Regions from separate parts of the Homo sapiens genome. Here region 1 is linked to region 2. The links are chromatin loops, found by intact Hi-C in ENCODE. Cell type or tissue: B cell. All regions are shown on one strand.

Region 1 (2,500 bases), 74 kb before region 2:
AGTCACCTTGGGGCTGAGGTCCCAGGTGGGAGATGGGTCATAGCTGGGTGGGGTCTGAAGTGTCTGTGCCTCAGTTTCCTCATCTGCAAAATGGAGAGGCTCTTGCCCATCCTGTAAGGTCAGTAGGAGGACCAGAGTCTTCACTCCATGGTCTCACTCAGCTATCACAGCAACCTTGAGCAGCAGGAAGGGCACGTGTCCTCGTCCCCATTTTGCAGATGAGAAACCCGACCCCCATGGATGAGAAGCAGCTTGCCCCCTTTCATCCAGAGGATCCTGAATTCAGACCCAGATCTGCCTGTCCAGCCCTGTGCCCTGTGCTGCCCTGCTGCCTTCTTCTGCCCTTACTCCTTCTGGCCAGCTGATGCCTGCTTTCTTGAGAGAAGTTCCTCTGGTGCCTCATCACCTGGAAGAGCCAGGTCTCCTGGGAACAAGTGGACAACATTTTGGTCTTGTGCTTTGCCAGGTGCAGTGGCCCTTGAGGGCTAGCCTGTCCACACAGCTCTGTTGCCCTGGGCCCTGCTCAGCCTATCCTAGCTTGAGGGCTATGCCCAGGCGAAAAAGTCTAGGGCACGGAATTAGATCATCTAGAGCAAGTTTTCACCAAGCCTCAATCCCTCAGCTATAAAAAGTAAGTCAACTTACAGGGTCATTGCAAAATAAAGCACAGCTATATTTGAAAGTGCTGAGTGACAGCAGGGATAACCATCGCCCTCAATGCATCCTGACTTGGTGCCAGGCCCTGAGCTAAGCCCCTTTCTTACATGATTTCTCTTGGTTTTCACCGTTAAAGGTAGATTAGTGTTATTGCTTCCTTTCTTGTTGAGGTATAATTTTTATATATATAATTTATATATAATATATATGTTATATATTATATGTTTATATTATATATACTATATATAGTATTACATATAATGTATATATTATATATACAGTAAAGTACACAAACTTTGTGTACAACTCAATGACTTTTTAAAACCGTGTGACCATCAAGACAGAAGTATTTCTGACACCCTCAAAGGCCCCCTCAAGCTCCCTCTTGGTCAATACCCTGCCAAAGGTTAACACTTAAGTTTGGGTTATTTTTCCTGGTTTTACAGATGGGGAAACTGAGGCTCAGGGAGGAACTGTGAACTGCTCAAAGTCACAAAGCTGCAAAACGGTAGGGCCTAGATTTTTCTGTCTCTACCAAAGCACATGGTGATCCATATAGGCTATACAAGTTATTTCCTCTTCCTCTTTCCTCATCTCCCTCTCATCTTCCTCCTCTTCCTCCTCCAACTTTTCCTCCTTCACCAGTCCCCCCATTTGCTGTAGTTTCATATGTCTACCATCAGATGGCGCCAAAGGACCAACTGCAGAGTCCAGGTTGGGCTCCAAGGCCGGGGAGGAGGCAGGCCCGGCGGGGTGGTCAGGGTTTCTGGGCTTTGGGGAGGGATGCAGGGGAAAGCTGCTGGTGACCATCCTGAGTCCTGTCCAGTAGACATGGCAGAGGCAACTGTCCAGTGATGACCAGACAAGAGAATGAAAATGCAAGGCTAGGGCTCACGATTATATGAGCACTGGGCTGGGAGTAGAGAGACTTGGGTTCTCTGTTACTCTCATCACACTCTGAGTCAGCTTCCTGCCCACACAGTGAGTGGGCCTTCCCCCTCCAGGGTAAACAGTCCTGCCTGTCTCTCTGCATCTGCTCTTCTGTACATCAGGCCTGCTCTCCCTTCCTCGGTCGACCAGTTCACACTAATCAGCTTGGCAAGCCCAGCCCAATTGCTGCCATTCCCAGGAAGCCTTCCCTGACTGCTCTGGCATTGAACTGATTACCTTGGCTGCCCCTGTGCAATGGGCCAGGCACCACCTTCTGTGGCCAGAGGCTCGCCTGGCGTTTCCAGCATCCACCAGGGCGGCCAGCACAGGGCTGGGGGCCCAGGGTGTGTGTCACAGGTCATCTGGACCTAATGGACTGGGATGGCAGGGGGGAAGGAGGCTGTGGCACGGTGCAAGGGGGGCTGGACCTAATGGACTGGGGTGGTATGGGGGAAGGAGGCTGTGGCACGGTGTGAAGGAGGCTCCCACAGAAGACGTTATTGCTCTTCTACTCCCTTCCTGGGAGTGGCTGGATTGCAGAGGGCAGTGTTGGGGCCCCAGCTGGGGTGCTTCCCCTCATGCCGGCCCCAGGGAGTGCTGCAAGGCTGAACTTTAGTCTTTCCTCATCTGTGTCCAGCTAGCATCTCCCCGGGAAAGCCAGCTTTCCAGAAACTAAGACAGGAAGAGCCTTTGGGGATCATTAAACACACATCGGCCCAGGTCACACAGGCTTTCGGCAAAGAGCCTGTGACTCTGCTCAGCCTCCAGCTCTGAGCCCTGAACGCCTTCTTCTTCCTCCGCTCAGCCTCCAGCTCTGAGCCCTGAACGCCTTCTTCTTCCTCCGCTCAGCCTCCAGCTCTGAGCCCTGAACGCCTTCTTCTTCCTCCGCTCAGCCTCCAGCTCTGAGCCCTGA
Region 2 (2,500 bases):
CTAATATTTGTCCTGGATGAGTCATACCCAAATTCACCTTATCCCCCTTCCAAAGTTGTTCTTAAATTTGAGCATGTATCAGACTCACCTAGAGGGCTTGTTGAAGGACAGGTTGCCGGCCCCCACACCCAGAGTTCCTGATTCAGTAAGTCTGGGGTGTGGGGCAGAGATCCAGCATTTCCAACAAGGTCCCAGGTAACGATGAAGGTAATGTTGCTGGTCCTGGGACCTCACTTTGAGAACCACTGTTTGGCTACATCAGCTGCTCTGTGGATGGACAGTTGATCTTGGGACACAGACACGAGAGAAGATAACTCTAAGAGCTCTGGCCCGGCTTCTTAGAGATTCAGGCTGCCCCTTTGGGGAAGGTTTTGCAAAATAAGTAGTACTTGAGCTGAGCCTTGCAGGACCAGGAGAAATTTGCCACGGTGGCTAGACCAAGAACATCCCAGCAGAGGGAACAGGTGGTGCCCAGGCAAGGTGGTAGGAGAAAATATGGCACATTTGAGGCACAGTGATCTTCCCTAACCTCTAAGGCATCTGTGGGGTGCACGTGAGTGAAGGGGTCACTCGGCAGCTTGCAGATTGTGTGTGCACTTTTGGAGATCTCTTTGAAGGGCTGGAGTGATGAACAATACGCCTAGTAGTGTGCATGGGGCTTAGCTCCCGGGAGAGGAAGCCAGAGCCTTGAAATGAAAAAGCTGCCATCACACCTTCCAGACGGGATGTCTTTGATGACTTGTTGCAGATTTCAGTGATATTACATAGATAAGGAGAACATTACAGAGACTCATAAGAAAATCTTTAATCCTAGTACTGCCCATTCAGGGGATACATTTTCACATCTTCCTGGGAGATGTAGCTTGGAGGCTCAAATGCTGGCATTTCCCCGATGTGCTTTGTGGGGGCAGCAAGGCGGACCATATCAAATGAGGTCTGGGCCTGAAAACACATCACAACTTCACCCAAGGACCCAGCCTTCTTCTTTGGAATTGTCATCTCTCCCCAGCCACACAAGCCCCTTCTCTTTTCCCATCTCTGTCATGCCCGTTGCCTGGCTGTTTCCTGCTCTGCTGTAAATCTGACCCTAGTGAGCATAGCTACTCGCCTGCAAGAGCAATTATGCGTTAATGGAAGACAGCGGTGACGCACGTAGGCAGTCTCTAGGCATTTAAAGGTCCTCTTGCTGAGCTCGAGATCCCAAGGGGCTGCTGAGCCCTGAACCTCTCTGGGGAAACTGCAGCCTGGTGGCCTCCAAATGTCACCACCTTCATCCGCGTTGCATGTCAGTTCAGCACCTACTGTATATAAGTCTCCAGGCTGGTTGCTGAAGGGGTGACATCCTGGCTGTCCATGATCTCCCAGCTGTCCAGTGACCTCCCTTACCAAATGCCTACTCTGCACCTCCCTGTGCCAGGGCCTGCCTGTGCAATCATGTTCTGGGTTTGTCCTCTAATTTTCCATCCGAGGTAGGCACTATTATACCCATTCATAGGGGAGAAAAGTGAGCTTCACGCAGTTCAATAAGCAAGGCAGCTGAGAGGGAGAGTATGGTGCAGGAACTGAGAGCACAGACTCTGGAACCAGCCTGCGTGAGTTCAGATCTTAGCTCTGCATGATTAGCTGTGCAGCTTTGGGGTGAGTTGCTTAATTCTCTGTGTGCCTATTACTTGTCACTAAAATAAAGAGGAAGAGTATACGGTTTCTTTGAGGGTCAAGCCAATATATGTAAAATACCTAGAACAGTGGCTGCCACACAAGGGCTATATACAATGCCACTTATTCTACTGTGAAATTAATTCATGGGCAGCAAGTGAGTAGATCCATGCTCTAGTGCCAACCTTCCATCTGCTCCATTCCCCCTGAGGCTGGTTCCCAAAAGGTGGAGAAATGAGGACGTGAGAGATCATGAAGTTGTCCCTTCCCTGTGTCCTGTACTCTATGCTTTAGAGCAACTCTGCACATCCTCCTGGGAGATGTAGCTTTACAGCAGAGCAGGAAACAGCCAGGCAATGGGCGTGATAGAGATGGGAAAAGAGAAGGGGCTTGGGAGGCTGGGGAGAGATGATGCTTCCCAAGAGGAAGGCTGGGTCCTTGGGTGAAGTTGTGATGTGTTTTCAGGCCCAGACCTCATTTGATATGGTCTGCCTTGCTGCCAAGCTGTCCAATCCACAGTCCGCGGGCCACATGCAACCCAGGAAGGCTTTGAATATGGCCCAACACAAATTCCTATGCTTTAGAGCAAGCTTGTCCAATCCACAGCCCGCGGGCCACATGCCTCCCAGGACGGTTTTGAATATGGCCCAACACGAATTCCTGAACCTTCCTTTCTTAAAACATTAAGATTTTTTTTTTTGTAATTTTTTTTTCAGCTCATCAGCTATTGTTAGTATTCATATATTTTATGTATGGCCCAAGACAATTCTTTTTCTTACAGTGTAGCCCAGGGAAGCCAAAAGATTGGACACCCCTGCTTTAGAGTCGGCCTGACCTGGGTTTG

The links. Hi-C counts contacts between places; a loop is a spot of excess contacts. Peaks named below come from ENCODE experiments on the same cell type or tissue, not always from the same donor. Only the 100,000 strongest peaks of a DNase experiment are listed, where the experiment ranks them.
Region 1: it touches region 2 in a loop (7-fold over the local background); 6 of 110 quality-filtered maps call a loop at or near these places.

The regions. Positions count from the first base shown.
Region 1 is chr11:45,102,133-45,104,632 of GRCh38, reverse strand. It overlaps a transcript of PRDM11 not described here. Among named protein-coding and RNA genes, the nearest start is that of PRDM11, 43 kb to the left of the region's middle. RefSeq lists a silencer at 1,281-1,575 and an enhancer at 2,371-2,500. In B cell, CTCF peaks have their summits at 1,114 and 1,314 (motif pointing right); a DNase peak (open chromatin) is centred at 1,372.
Region 2 is chr11:45,028,207-45,030,706 of GRCh38, reverse strand. All of the region lies in intron 1 of LOC105376650 (a long non-coding RNA gene), which reads right to left. Among named protein-coding and RNA genes, the nearest start is that of LINC02685, 56 kb to the right of the region's middle. In B cell, no CTCF peak of the experiment used is centred here; a DNase peak (open chromatin) is centred at 1,176; H3K27ac peaks cover 2,122 bases.